2 separate regions of the Mus musculus genome follow, and region 2 is linked to region 1. A link is a loop called in an ENCODE intact Hi-C map of the cell type or tissue named here. Cell type or tissue: heart. All regions are shown on one strand.

Region 1 (8,000 bases):
CTGTATGGTATTACATACAGAGTTACCCCCACCATCACCTCCATGTCTGGGTAATTTTTACTGTTGCTGAAGAGAGCAAAATATTACTTCTAGAAACCCAGCAGGCATTTTATTAAACGATTGTACCAGCTGGGGACAAATGATTGCCTTTCTTGAGACTTCCTTTCAGAATTGGATGTTTTCATCTCGGCAGGAAGGACCAGTTAGGGTTCTTCTCTAGGTGGGTTTTTCAGCAAGTCCACCCAGTCCCAAATCATAACCAGCGTTCAAAGCCATTGGCTGCCGTTTCCACACCCAGGTATGATTACTTTAAGCTTGGGAAGTGATTTCACCACCTCCTTTTCCTCTGTTGCAGGCTCTGGATTATTTATGAAGGCACAAAGGGAGAGAGAGACACATTGGACAAAATTCAAATGTGATATATGTACACGCCCCTTCTTTGGCTGTGATTTGTGCAAAATCACATCCAGGCTATAGCCACAGCCCCTGGGGCTCATCTCTGTTCTGAGGTACAAGAAGCTGGCAACGCGCTTTTCACACAGGACAAAGCCATGCTGGCTGTTGATTCTAAAGGCCCCATCATCCAGACTCTTGTGCTGTTATTGGAAAAAAACATGAGACTGGCCAAAAGCAGCTCAGGTCACATTATCAGGTAATATCTCCATTCTGTATATTTAGTTGGAAAATAAAGCCTATCAGGACAGTGTAATTTAGAAGGGTGGAGCGAGCCACATAATTTCCAGGGCAGGGGAAGAGAGTGCTGTTTGGGGCATTTTTAGTGGAACTGATCTGCTCTGGCAGTAATTTCCAGCTTCTCCCTGCACCAACACCCCTTCCCCGCCTGCTTTAATAATGGAAAAAAATACAGCCCAAGACCCTGACCGTCCAAAAGCAACTGCTGGAAACCCTGCCTGTTGATCACTTATTAGAACTTGTTTACTGCTTAGTGTCTTGCGAGGTATGTGTTTGTTAGGAAAATTAAGTGCCTCCCTGTAGCAATGTTAATTAGACTAGGCTTGTTCAACTCCAGGGAGGGGTGTTTTTGGGTCATTCCATCCCTTCAAAGTCTGCTATGCCTTTTGACTTAGTTGCTTAAAAAAAAGGAAAGAAAGAAAGAGAGAGAGAGAGAGAGAGAGAGAGAGAGAGAGAGAGGAAGGAAGGAAGGAAGGAAGGAAGGAAGGAAGGAAGGAAGGAAGGAAGGAAGGAAGGAAGGAAGGAAAAAGAGAAACAGAAAAAGCCCTCGATGTAATTGTGTGAGTTGGGAACCCAGATCCCTGCCCTGAGCTTGTAGATGCTCAAAGGAGCCAGAAGGGGAATGAAACCGAGATAACATTTCAATGTTGCAGCGGGGTTCAAGGCGGGAACACGTTAGAACACAGTCTGGGATGCTGTTTCAGTAGCTCCGTCATCATGCGTGTTTCCACCATCTCCAGCATCATAAGGGGGTAGAGCTGAGTGTGGTTGCGATTTTCCTCTGTGAAACACAAGTTCCCAGTGAAAGTGAGTGGCCCCTATGACATGCTAGTGACTCTTCATTGTCAACTCAGCTGGATTTAGTATCACCATGGAAACACACCTCTGGATGTGTCAGTGAGAGTTTTTTCCAGGAAACTTTAACACAGTAGGGACGCCCCACCCTGAGTGTGAATGGCACTATCCATGGGGCCTCTGACCAAACAAAAGGGAGAAATGAGAACCAGCAACATCCATCTCTCTCTCTCTGTTTCTTGATTGTGGACACAGTGCCACCGGCTACCACAAGATCCTGCCACCATGCCTTCTCCTCCGTGACTGAGTGTGACCTTACACTGTTGAGACAGAGTAAACCTTCCTTACTCATGTCACTTTTGTCAGGCACTTTGTCATAGCAACACAATGGAAACTTACACAACTGACTTCTCCATTTACCCCAGCTGCCTGATGGGACACCTTTCCTCTTCACTTGCAATCTTCCTTCCTACCCAAACAGTTCTCCATCACGACCCCCATTAACACACCTCTGTCCTGGTCCAGAACCATTACACAGGTCTCAGTGGTGGGTCTGGAGGAAGGTCTTTATACTTACGATACGGAACTACAGAAGTTCAACACTTCTTCAGTAGTTGAATCAGAATCCCTTGGGGGTCAGCCATGGTATTAGGCTCTAGATCCTCACATGACGTGAGTTTGTGGGCTGTACCCATGGGTTTGGTGATAAGGGTGAAGTGAAGGCCTCACTTAGTCTGTGGGCCTCAACTGTGTGCGGACTCCTATCTGGTTTTGTCAAAGAAGCCATTGTTCGAGTTTGATAACACTTGTGTCACCAGTAATGTGGATTTTAATTGGTAAGAGCATGATGGTACTATTTCCTGGTCATCCTCACTGCGAAATCCTGTAGGGAGGTGAAATGTTCATAGTTATGGCACAGGTATCTCTGGGTTCCCAGTCATAATGCCTTCAAAACATTACCAAAATGTTTCTCCAGGGATAGAAGTTCTTTGATTGACTCAAATAAAACAGCCTGCACTTGACATCATAAAAAGAAGTGTTTCTTCATGAAATATGAACTTCAACCAAACTGTGTGTTGCATCTCAGCCAGAGCCTATGTCCTCCACTGAAGAAGTTATTAGAGAAAAAGGCCAACCTTCCATTTGGACGGTCACCAATCAGATTAGCAATTCCTCTTAGAAGGAAAAACAGCAGAGGCAGTTATGTGCGGAGACTTTGACTGAACTCGGGCCTAGGATGTGACAGGTCCTGTCAGTTGTCACTTCACTGGGTCAAGGCCTGATCAGAACCTGTGCTCTGTCTAATCCAGGGCTTCAGGTTGGTATTTCTTCCCTGAATGACCTCTCTGTAGTTTGTGGTTTTGCTCAGTGAAGGTTTTTCCAGAAGCCAATGTGAGAAGCATGGGTTCTAAGAGCTTCTTTGATGAGAACCTTAAAATGATCTGGCATCCAAAATGTTTGGAAAACTTATCAGACTTTAATCCCTACTTGGGGATTCATAACAAACACAGAAGGCCTTCTTAAGCTCGGGTCATGTGGAGTTTCTCAAACACATGTGACTCCAGAATGTCTTTTTTCTTGCCAGCTACACGGAGAGAGACGTGTTCTGGAAAACACTGACACAACAGCAAACATTGGATCTAAGAGGCTGTGTCTGTGTCTCCACTCACTTTCTGATTGATCCTATCAGGAAGATATCAATGAGTCTCCATTATCTACATATAGAATGACTCTACACTACACTGGTCCGATCTGTCTGTCATGCAGTGAGAAATAAATGCCAATGCCAACAGCTCTAAGATAATGACAGGGGCCAGTGAGAGGGCACAGCACATAAACTCTTGCCACACAATCCTGATGACTTGAGCTTGACCCCTGGGACCTAAAGGACACTGACTCTTTAGAGCTGTCCTCTGCCATCCACACATGTGTGTCTATTCTCCAATCACACATCATACACACTATAATAATTAGTAATAATAAGCAAAGTAATGGGCTATTAAAATATTAATTTATATATGTATATGCCATAGATACAAAGAGCCAGCTTACTACAGCCTTTTCAGTAAAGCTGGTCCATGGCTTTGTTTTATAAATAAAGTTTTATTAGAACACAGCCATGCTCGTTTATTTACACATCATCTATGCCTAAGGATGGGCTGCAGTGGCAGAGCTGAACAATTGAAGCAGATGAACAATTCCTCCCAGGAAAGTGAAAGGCAAAGGCAGTTGCAACTGGCAAGGAACAAAATGTGCTTTTTCCTGTGTGGTTTGTAGAGACCCCCCAAAGTGTTTGCTGTTTGGCTGTTCACTGGAAAACAGAAAGAAAAACAAAAATGTGCTGACCCCTGACTTGTAATAAAGGATAATATATAGTCAAGGACGTGTTGTATCTATGGGAAGCGGAGTGACAGCGATGACTCTGTCATGTGGTACACATGGATAAAGCCCTGGCCTGATCCTTGGCTGGGGATAACTCCATCCTGCTCACCCAGGAGAGCACCAGCAAAACGGTGAAGGTGCTGCACAAACCTTCTCCTGATGATAACTTGCAACAAACCTTCTCCCGATGGTAACTTGGACGATTAACATGCCTGGGTACATGTCACAAAATCTGGAAAAGTTCCCAGTCCACCATAATTAAAAGGAGAAGTCAAAGAACATGCAACTCCAGGCGTTTAGAAGAAGCTTTGTGGCAGTTTAATGTAAACCCACCATTTGTGAGTTACCGCTGAAAGGGTGGTGTCTGTGTGAGGTTCTTGAAAACGTTAGGAAACAGGTGAGGTAGCTCAACGGGAAGAGGTGATTGCCACCAAGCCTAATGACCTGAGTTCAATTCCCAGGACCTCCAAGAGTTATCCTTTGACTCCCACCCGAGAAAGAGAGAGAGAGAGAGAGACAGAGAGACAGAGAGACAGAGATAGAGAGAGACAGACAGAGAGAGAGACAGAGAGACAGAGAGAGAGAGAGAGAACACGCTAGGGACTAGAAACAAATAGTCATATACCAGATCAATTGTTGAAAGATGAACAAATATGGAAAATCACAGTGACATTTCCAAACATTTCACCCTTAGGTGTTCTACTAAGGGATCATGATAGTTAAAATACCCAGAGAATCTGCATCCCAACATTCATTTTACTAATTTTCTAGAGCTTAGTAGCATAAACTCAACCCGCTTGCTTCATGCTCACAGCCTAAGAATACAAACAGCAAGAACCAGAAGGCATCCACCCCGGAGAGAAGAATGCTCTCACTGAGACTACGAGGGGGCCTGAAGGCTGTAGCTGGATTAATGTGTATTGCTACGGTGCCTATTCCTGGTTCCCAGGTCACGAGCTGCTAACAGCATCTGGTGTCCATATAGCTCTCCACTGAGGAATGCTTGCCGAGCTATTTGTAGAGTGCATCTCTAAGTGAGCACTTAAGACACCTCATGCTTTTCTAGGCTTCTCCCCCACTTGGCTTGGGTGTGAGGGCTGTGATTATGTTTATAACAGCAAAGGCTGACGTGCTTCAGTCACAGTGACATTTCAATGTCCTTTCTCTCCTAAGAACTGTTCTTGCAAGTGAAAACTTACCTCTTGGCCCTAAAAATTCTAGAAACTCATAGAAACAAGAGAGTAAAGATCATGACTTGGGATCAGACTAGCTAATTAACACTATGCCCATTTAATCCTGCAGGGCCACAGACATCCCATAACAATGTAGAGGCCAATGGCCTGGTCTTCTGCATGGATCTCAAGACTTTCCAAAGTTTCACAGACATGTATTATACTGTCCTCCACGCAATAGGTCTGTGTTCTCCTTATCAGACCCATCCCATGCTTCTGCGTGTCCCTGCAAGCCCGCTGTCATGAACTTTCCTGATATTCCAAAGCCTTTCCTCTGAACTTGAGAAAAGTAACTAATAATGTGCCCCACTTTTCAGAGTATATCATCAAGGCTTCTGAGGGAACTCCACACTGTGAAGGAACAAAGAAAATGTTGGAATTTGGCCTGAATTCTTTAGGAGCTGACAAGTCTCTGCTCAGGTCTAGGAAGACACTCAGAAGGTCAAGTGCTTGCCATGGGACCGTGAGCACCTACACCAGAACCTATGTAAGAAGCCAAGCGTGGTGATGCGTGTTAATAGTGTCAGCACTGGAGAGGCAGAGGCGAGTAGCAGCTCCTTGGAGCTTACTGGCCAGCCACCCTAACCTACTGGCCAAGTTACAAACCAGTGAGAGATTCTGTCTTTAAAAACAAGAGAATGTCACCTGAGGAAAAACACCAAGGTTGACTCCTGACCTCTATACATATATGTGTGCATATGTACCCACACATGAACTGAATGTCCACAGACACTGTGTGAGTATCATGTGACATGTTGGTGCTTACATATTTACTCACTGAGACTTAACCATTAAACCATGTTATCCCCTAAAGATGTCCCCAGCAGCCACAAATCTATCATGAAATATATCATGGCAATAAAAGTGGCTTGTGACAGGCAAGCTGCCACTGAAGTGTGTAAAATAATTTTTTAAAACTGGGTTAAAACAGTAGGAGGCATGATTGTCTACCAGAAATAAATGACAGTTGGAGGTCGTCAAATATAGATAGTTTCCCACTCCTGTATGGTCAATGAACTATTATTTTTAGTGTTCTCTCTGTCTCTCTCTCTCTCTGTGTGTGTGTGTGTGCATTTGTGTGTAATTACACAACATCTCAACAGTGCCCCCCCCTTGACTCCATATCTTGCCCAGAATTTCTTTGTATTCAAATCTAATGTTTAGTAAAGAGATCAGGAATGGATGGGTTGATATGTTGACCCACCAAAATGGATTATAAATGAATGATAGAGTTGGGGATAAGAAAGGAGAAAACTCTGAGGAAATAAAGCATACTTCCACAGTCTTATAGAGCTCCTTGCTATGTGAAATTGGCTGTAACTTTACCCTAATATTGGCCAGTCACAATTAATAATAATATCAACTCTTTGAGTAGCCTGTTAATGCACACAGCAGCATGCTGGAGGCTCTTTCTCATTAACCACTCAATTAATCACACCTTCTCCCTGGGGGAGGTATTAGCACTCTCTGTTTTACAGATAAGGAGCCAGATACTCAAAGGCTCAGCCCAACAACAGAGGACACTGGAGGCTGGCGATGTCATCATGAAGAGAGCTGGCAGAAATATCAAGTGTCTTTCATATTCCTGGGCTGCGCAGCTTATTCCCTATCAATTTAATTCTGACCAAAGGGTATTTTGTGGTTTCAAATTCTTGGTTGTGTGCTGGAACCCACTGGCATGGCCTCAACAGACAGCACGTCCTATGGTAATCTGGAGATCAACATAGAAGATCAGCATGCTGGCTGGACCAGTCTGTGCACTAGACTCAGCATCTTCCTTCGTCTTGGCTTCCCTTCTCATGTGTGATGCTATGCTTGCTGGTCAATTCTAGGGATGTGAGGGTAAAGGGTGGCACGCAGCTTTGCTTAGCCCAAGGATCTTGTGTGTTGATCCAGGACAGCCTGTGGGGCATGCAAACACTATATGCAATCTCTACAATGGGGCACCTACTCCCTGAAAGGCCTGTTAGCCTGCTGGACTGGCTAGTTTTATGTCAAGTTGACACAAGCTAGAGTCATCAGAGAGGAGGGAACCTCAATTGAGAAAATGCCTCTGTAAGATGTAGGCTCTAGGCAAGCCTGTAGGGCTTTTTCTTAATTAGTAATTCATGAGGGATGGTCCTGCCTATTATGGGTGGTATCATCCTTGGGATGGTAGTACTGGGTTCTATAAAAAAGCAGGCTGAGCAAGCCTCGTTGAGCAGGCCAGTATGCAATCCCCATACTTGGCCTCTGCATCAGCTCCTGTGTCCAGGTTCCTGCCTGGTTGAGTTCCTATCCTGACATCCTTTGATGATCATCTGTGATGTGGAAGCATAAGCTGAATGAACCCTTTCCACCCCAAGTTGCTTGGGTCATGGTGTTTCTTCACAGAAGTAGTAACCCCTAACTAAGACACATAGTGTGTAGTTCTCCATTCTGCAACCCATTTTTAATTGTGTTGGGGGAGGGAAAGTGGTGGTTTGACACATACCCAGTAGAAGGACTTTATGATCTATATCCATGCCACATCCCCAGGCCTCCTTTTGAAATAAACAATTCACAGAAACAAGTAAAGGCCGAACAGTAAGATGGCTCATTGAGTAGAAGCACCCAAGGATCTGAATTTTTTCCCAGAGGCCAACATGGCAGACTCTGACAAGTGATCCTGTGACCACAAGCATGCAAGGGCACACACACACACACACACACACACACACACACCACCCCTAAAAGTAAAATAAAATAACACACAGGGAAAAGGTGTGGAAGATGGTTGTTAAGCGTATAACTTCACACCAGAGCTCCTTGCCTTCAGAGGCTCGCTGTCAGTGTGCAGTAGTTTAGGACAGTTTGCAATATACATCCCTAAATAACCTGCTTGCTCTGATTCTTCGGCTGCTCAGAAAAGGTTTTTAA
Region 2 (8,000 bases), 450 kb before region 1:
TTACTCTTTTATGGGAAAGGGAATTAGTAGAGCCAAATACAGATTAGAGGTCAGCAAATTGTAGCCCATGGGCAGATCCAGTCTGGCTTCTTTTGCCATAGGTTTTACATGCCTCTTGGCTGTGCTCACACAGTTTTGAATTGTCATCGGCTACATCTGCTTTTCAATAGAATTCAGTACTTGCACAAAGTCTCTTGCCCTTAAAATCTGATATTCTAATACTTTACAGTAATGTATATTAGATCCCATTCAGAGCAGTGCTCTAAAATTATACTGTATTACATTTTATAGTGTAGATCTAGTCTGTGACAAGTTGTTCCAATGAAGTTAGGGTAGCAAAAATTTGAACAATAGGAATATATCTGTTCATGAATTTATACAGGCTTATTTCCACTGAGTTATTTCTTTTCTTCAAGAAGCAGATTTGGAAGGGAAGTTGTACACATAAGCACGTTGAAATGTCACTGAGCATCTTAGGCTCCCATCCCGGCCCACTCTTGGTAATCATAACAGGCTACACTGTAAGTCTAGCCCTGAGGATGTTTCCCACATAGCTGCTCCAGAATCAGCAACACCAGGCCACATGGCAAACAGTACCTTGTTCTCTGACCCAGAAGGTTTAAACTCTTTATAGTCGCCTGGTAGTTTAAGCACACACTTCTCAGCCGGCCAACCATTTAGTCTTCCCTGTAGCCTGACTGAATAACTCCGCTACCACACCTACATCTGCCCCTTCTCTTTGTGTTTCTCTCTTTTGTTCCTCCCCCTGAGACTATACACTGATGGTTAGCTGTTGTCCAGGAGGATGTCTTTCCACATCCTCTCCATCTCTGTGCGCACTTGTGAAAACCGACATTCTTACTTGAGGCCTGTGACAGTGCTGCCTCCTTCTGGGATGCTGCCCTGCCTCTAACTGTGCTGGATCTGACCTGCTTTGATTATCCTGCAGCCCCTGTCCCATGCTCCTGGGTAAGTCACCTGTGCACTTGTCAGAGTCCTCTCTTCTGACCCCATTTACAAATGATGCAATGTTTTATGGGAAGTGAAGTGGTGACTGTAAACATTGAGCCTATCTGTGAGTCGGAGCTCAGGTAAAGTGGGCTGACCTCCCAGGGCCTGTTCCTCCTCGCTGCTTACTGTCCTTCTGTCCCTCTGCAAGCACACTGTGCTTTGTCTAGAACTCGTGAGGCTTAGAGTCTGGAAAGCTTCCTGAGCCTTTGTCAGAAGGAACTTCCACACTTTCCTGACAATCTCGTGTGCTTAGCAGTGAATTGGTTTAACAATTCTAAAGGTTCCACAGTTTTTCCATTTCTTACTTTTGTTACATTTATTTTTTTAAATTTATTATTTAATATATTTTGATTATATCTTTTGGCTCCCCGAAGTCCTCCCAGGTCCTTCTTTTTTCCCAACATTTCTATCTAACGTCCTGTTCTTTCCCTCCTTCTCAATAAACAGACAAAGCATTACAAGAAAACAAAACCAAACTAAACCAAAAAGAAGACCCCCAAACAACAACCCCTGCATACAATCACATGGAGTGTATTTATGTTGGTCAGCTACAGCTGAGCATGAGGCCTGCCCTCGAGTGAGGTTACCATTCACAGTAGCGCCCATTGGAGTAAACTGATTTTCCTGGTCAGAACCAAGACTTTATGCCCAGGTACCTTTGTCAGTGCTGAGATTTTGTTGCTTTGAACCTGTATAAGTCATGTGCCTCCTATCAATCTCTGGGAGTTTATATGTACATCAGTCCTGGTTCTCTGTTTCTTTAGAATTCTTTACCATTTCTGGCTCTTGCAAATTTTCTCCCTCCTCTTCAGCCCATGTCTGTGAGCTCTGAGGGGAGGGGTTTGATAGGGACATCCCATCTATAGCTGAGTGCTCCAAGATCTCTTCTCTGTGTATACGTTGTCAAGATGTGTGTCAATCACCATCTCCTGCAAAAAAAAAAAAAAAAGCCTCCTTGAGGAGAGTCTTGGCATTAGTCATTTATTGATGTGTAACAATGTTACTCAAATGTGGCTGTGTCTATGAGTCAGGTATCTGGGTGTTGTACTCTTCAGCCAGCCTGCAGTAAGATGTTTGCAGTAGCTGCCATGCATTTAAGTCTCTTGTAACCAGGAGGAGACTTTCCCAAGTTTTGTGTGTTTTGGAACATGCAGTTCTTTATAGGCTGCTGTGTCAAGGTCCCTAGTCTCTTATTGGAGCTCCACTGGAGGTTACCCGGAGTTCTGTGCAGTGCGGTGCCTACCCTGTGACTGCTTGCTCCTTCAAAGCCATTAATGGAGTGCTTCCTTGGTGGGCAGAAGTTATGGAATCATGCAAAGGACCTCTTCCCACTTTGAAGCACTGTAGTGTCTGAAGCGGTTTTCTGATCCTGCCCAGACTGTAGAGAACAGTTCACATATGGTAGACTTTCTAGCAGGCAGGAAATGGGGGGCTGTTACACTCTTTCCTGAGAGGCCGATACACATAGATTGTCTAGAAGCAATGCCATGGCCCAGTAAATCCTGTTGAATAAATACTCAGTGAAGTGGTGTATTTGCGGTAATAAAAAAGTAAGACATTTTAACTCTTCTACCTGCAGCTTGTGGTTAACTGCTAAATCTGGCTGAATATTTACTTAGATTTCTGCTGCCTTCACACCCCTGCATGCTCCCCAGTTTTCTTCTGATGAGGCTAAAGAGAGCAATTTCTCAATTTTGAGCTCTTGGTGGTATTTGGGACTGTTGTTGGGTTTTCATTATTAATCCTTTCTCTTATGTGTAGCTCTTCTCCTGAGTCTTCTTTTCCACGGTGTCTTTCTATCCCTTTCTTGTGGAATCTTTACTCTTCAAACTTTATAGTCTAGTCACCTTTTTATTCCTCACACACAGGTTAAATGTTCAATAAAGTCTATATGGAATTACTGATTTCAGTGGGCAGGATGGATTTATTTGTACATGATTATAACAGGTTTTTAAACTGAGCCCCTCCGAAGCTTGGGCGCTTATTAAGGGGTGTAAGTGGGTTACTGGTTGGTAAAAGATAGTTACTGGCCTAAGCAGATGCATGCAGAGGGAGAGGGAGTGTTCAGTTGCTTTTATAGGGTTTTGCTGCTCTCTGTCCCTGTCTCTTTGTCTCTCTCTGTATTTCTCTCTGTCTCTGTCTCTCTCTTTATCTCTCTCTGTATTTCTCTCTGTCTCTCTCTTTGTCTCTGCCACCCCCAACCCCCAGCCCTTAGTAATGACACCATGTATCCTTGTGGCTTTCTACCTACTGCCCTGAACATAAGAAACATGTCCTTGTTCCTCTGATAGCTCTGGGCCTGGATGTGTATCACTCAGTGACAGTCTGCATTTACTTTAACACTGTTGCTGTGGCTGGAGAGATGGCTCAGTTGTTTGGAGGGAGCACTTGTTGCTTTCACAGAGGACCTAGGATCAATTCTCAGCATCTTCATATATAGTTCATGTATATTCACATATAGTTCACAGCCATCTTAATTCCAGTTCTTGGGGATCCAATACTCTCTTCTGACCTCCATTGGTATGCACATAGTTAACATATACATATATTCAGGCAAAACATCCATGCATATAAATCTAGAAAGAATCTACAAATGTTGCTGATGATAATAGTACAATAATGGATCACAAATGGCTCCTGTTTGTTGCTATAGGTACTAGCTGGTTATTAGTTGTGACTCAGTGAGACCCTGTTAAATACACTTGGTCAGGCTCCGTCCCAGGCCTCAGCCTTGTGCTCTTACTTTCATGGCAGCTTCCTTGGGTTTGGTTTCCCATTTTGTTTATTGACTTTTGCGGGGTGGGGTGGGGAGGTGAGTTCTTTTGGAACATTTTGTCTTTCCTAACAGCTGGGACCTGAATTGTGTCTGAAAGGGTTCTTGCTCTGGGTCATGATTTCACAACCTTTCAAACAGAATCAGTGTGGAGGTACCGGTGGCAGCCTGTCTGTAGCCTTCTCTCCTTCAGGAGGGAGGCTGGGCTAGGTAGATCTCTTCTTCACACCTGTGGACTCAGCCTACATAGCTAACGGCAGGGAGGGGTGACTACACTGACCTCATGTTCACAGGGACAGAGGCTTCATCACTGAAGCCAGTGTGACAGACATCTTGGGATTTTGTTCTTCAGAGGGAGCAGATCTTAATGGGACTCCGACTTACTAAGTGGTCTTTAGTTTTCCTTCTGAGTTGTCTTGTGAATGTTGCTGCTTTCAGGTGTTTTGAAACTCTGTGGATGTTATAAATGGCATTGTGTGTCTTAGAGGTCAGCTTGGAGTCATGGCTCGTCACGAGCCTCCTCACCGTTTTATTTTTAACCAGCACATGAGTGTCTGACTTTCACGTGCTCTTTCTTGCTTGTGGGCCGCTGCCAGGCCCAGTGTCTTGTTTGGAAGAGATAAATGTCTGGAGGATTTTGTTTTGCTGTGAGATGCATGAGTCACACTTAGCATGAACTCTGTGCTTCCTGCAGACCTCTAATTATTTTGGGTAGTCTACCTACACCTCAACCCCGGGCAGCTGATGTGCTGAAAGTTTGCATCATGTGCCAGTTTGTGAAAGTTCTCATTAGTCACCTGCTCTTTTATGTCCTCCAAAGATAATATGTTTATTTCCTTATTGTGCCAAGTACCAATCCCAGTCAGTATATTCATATACTCATCACCAAACTAGAAAGAAAATGAAGTTTTCTTGTGTTTCGTTTAAAGCTGGCCCTAACCTTACAGTGCTGCCTCAGCCTCTCAGTGCTGGGCTGCCATGTTCTTCCATGCTTGCCTTTTTGCAGAAGGTTTTAACAAGTAGCCCTTTGTAATCTTTGTTGACTATTTTCCTAACAGTAATGAGCATTACCAGAAATGTAGGCTTCACTTGTGTGTTTAACCCTCCAAGACACATAGACTTTTAGGATAGTGGTTTACAGTTAAAAAGAAAAGCAAAATAATACTGGGATCAGCAAGACAACTGAAATAGTTTCTATTATGTTCCCATTAAAGAGCTTGTTAAGCATTATCAAACTTATCTTTATTTCCAATAGGTTATGACATGTAGCGTGTGTAATGGTTGCAGCCATGTGTAGTGGAGCCAGACTGTCTGGTTCACCTACTTAACCAGCTGTGCAATGTTTGCGATATTTGTCAGATTATTTATGTTTCTATGTCTGTTTCATCTTTGGAGAGAATGCCAGTGGCAGCACTTCGCGGGGTGCTTTTAAGGTTTTGGGTAGTGAGTCTTTAGAGTCTGGAACAGTGAGTGCTGTCCGTGCTTCATGTATCATTCTCCATCTGTGATTGGACAGCTTTACACACTTTCAGGTTTGTGTATGTTTATTTATGTGGTGTGTGTGTGTGTGTGTGTGTGTGTGAAGTACACTTACACCAGTATTTATGGAGTCCAGAAGAGAGTATCAGATTCCCTGAATCTGAAATTTCAGGTGATTGTGAACTGCTCAACATTGATGCTGGGAACCAAGTTCAGATCCTGTGGAGGAGCAGTCAGAGCTCTTGATTTGTGAGCTATGTCCCCAGTCCCTACATATGAACACACTCACACATATATGTATCTATATACACATATGTATATGTAAATTGTATATAACTTATAAATATATATTTAAACAAAAATCATCTCTCTTTATGAGATTTCAAGGTAATTGATAGACTTTAATTTTCAAACACTAAATATTCCATGTAGAAGTCAGCTTTCTGTAACACCAAAGAAGTGAGAAATTAAAATGGAGCAGTCATTATCAAGGCCTTTTATGGCATATATTAGTATATGAAACATTAAAAGCTTGTCAGGGTTACATGGAAGATTCAATAATACAGTTCTGGTGGCTGAAGGTGTATTCAGTTAGCTGGTAGAATTCTGGCCTAGCATGCCTGAGGTCCTGGGCTCTACTCGATTTCTGTGACGGCATATGCTTATAATCCCAGCTGTGTGATGGTAGAGACAGGAGATAGCTTAGAGTCTTGGAGGAGGAAAGAGTAATGGTGAGTTGTCCTTGGTTAACCAGATGAGATCCAGAATCTCAGAGAGACAGTTTTGAGTTCAAGAGAGGGGGAAAGACCTACTGTGAATTTGGAGGCATTATCCCATGGGCTGGGGTTGTGGGCTGCATATATAGGAGAGAATGGTTGGGCCCCAGAATTCCCTCTCTGCTTCCTGACTGTGCATGTGATATTTCCGTCCACTTCATTCTCCTGCCCTCACATCTAGAACTTCTTTGATGATGGATTGTGCTCTCAAACCTTGACTCCTTTTCCTTATTTAAAAATATTTGTTTAAAAAAAAAGTTAGCCTGAGCTATGAGATCCAGTTTCAAAAAACAAAACAAGTGTGTCTGCCTGCCTCCTTCCCAGCGTTGTGGCATTCTGCAAGCATTTCCAAGGCTCTGGCTGCAGACATAGACTAGGTGTGTTGGTAGTGCCTTGTCTGTCACATCCCCCCCTCCCCCGGGAGGTTAATTGGAGTCACCTCAGCTGTTCCTTAGACTGCTGATGCACTTACATGCTATTGTTTTTGTTGTCTTTTATTGGGAACATTTCCTTGAACATTTTCTTTGAGTATCAAAAGACGTTTTGTCTGTGGTTGGAAAAAATGTCTCTGACCTGCCAACCAAACTTGAAATTGCATAAGAAAATGGGTGTTGATGCTGAGAAATGGTGTGTAGGCAACAACACTCTTGTTCTGTACAAAACAGTGATGAAATACCAACAGCACATGTGGACTCGCTCTTGCTTTATGTTTGTTTGGGAAAAGCTTTGGGAAGAAAGACCCATGTCTGCTGTTTAATGCATTTCATTTAGGGATGGGATTTGTTTGGCAGTCATTATAGGGACAACATAGAACTAATTCTGTACATAGCTCCTTCGGTCCCATTTCTTCCTGTTTGTATTGAAATGTAACTGCCATGTATGACTTGTAGGAAACAGATCACAGCCTTTAGGTGATTTCTATAGAATTTCATTCTCCTTTTCAGTTATTATTATCCCCTGTTATTAAGTAGGCCAATGTCTGTGTGTTTCTCCGGGTGTCTGTGTGTCTGTCTTTTTCTCCCCTCCTCCCCTCCTCCCCTCCTCCCCTCCCCTCCTCCCCTCCTCCCCTCCCCTCCCCTCCCCTCCCCTCCCCTCCCCACCTCCCCCCCCCCTCTCAGAGATCAACCACACATACGATTTTTTGAGAGATGTCTCTAACTAGCCTGGGACTAGACAAGTGTTTTATCAACTAAGCTTTCTTTCCAGCCTCTTTATTAGTCTATGTGTTTCAAACCACACATGGTGACTCATATTTACAACTCCAGTACTCAGAAAGTTAAGGTGAAAGGATGATAGTGAGTTTGAGTCTAACCTGGACTATATTAGCAAGTGGCTATCCTGGATTAGAGAGGGAGACCTTTTCTCCTTATTTCAACTTGTGTGTGTGTGTGTGTGTGTGTGTGTGTGTGTGTGTGAGTGAGTGTGTGTGTGCCTACCTTAAAATGAAGCATTTTACTTCTCTTGGTTGTATAGTTTGGGAGCACTTACCCTGTCTTATTGTTTATTGAGAGGCCCTCCCCACCATTTGACTCCAGAGTCTTTCTATTTCCCCAAGCTTAGATTCTGTTCATGAAACAGCAGCATCCCTGATCCCTCTTGTCTTCATCCCTGGTACTCACCCACTTTCTGCACCTGATTTTGGCTACACTACTTACTTTTCAGTTGGAGTCACATCCTTTTTCCTTTTGTGATTTGCTTTTTACACTTAGTGTTGTACATTTATGCTTCTCCCTAGGGATAGCATGTGACAGATTTCATTTTCCAAGGCCAGATACAATTCTATGTACCTACCAGATTTACTTTGTATATTCTAATTCTGATCAATATTTGTGTTTCTTTGCATTTTTGCTATGAGAGCAATATTTACTGTAAACATTCTTGAGCAAGTCTGTATGTAAGTGTTTGTGTATAGTTCTTTTGTTTCTATGGTGTTCCTGGATCATATCATATTTCTTTTTTAG

The links. Peaks named below come from ENCODE experiments on the same cell type or tissue, not always from the same donor. Only the 100,000 strongest peaks of a DNase experiment are listed, where the experiment ranks them.
Region 2: it touches region 1 in a loop (2.7-fold over the local background); 2 of 42 quality-filtered maps call a loop at or near these places.

Annotation. Positions count from the first base shown.
Region 1 is chr13:29,187,611-29,195,610 of GRCm38, reverse strand. It overlaps a transcript of Cdkal1 not described here. Among named protein-coding and RNA genes, the nearest start is that of A330102I10Rik, 180 kb to the right of the region's middle. In heart, no CTCF peak of the experiment used is centred here; a DNase peak (open chromatin) is centred at 4,820; H3K27ac peaks cover 4,468 bases.
Region 2 is chr13:29,634,410-29,642,409 of GRCm38, reverse strand. The region is part of intron 8 of Cdkal1 (CDK5 regulatory subunit associated protein 1-like 1); the gene reads left to right. Among named protein-coding and RNA genes, the nearest start is that of Cdkal1, 220 kb to the left of the region's middle. In heart, no CTCF peak of the experiment used is centred here; a DNase peak (open chromatin) is centred at 4,369; H3K27ac peaks cover 3,851 bases.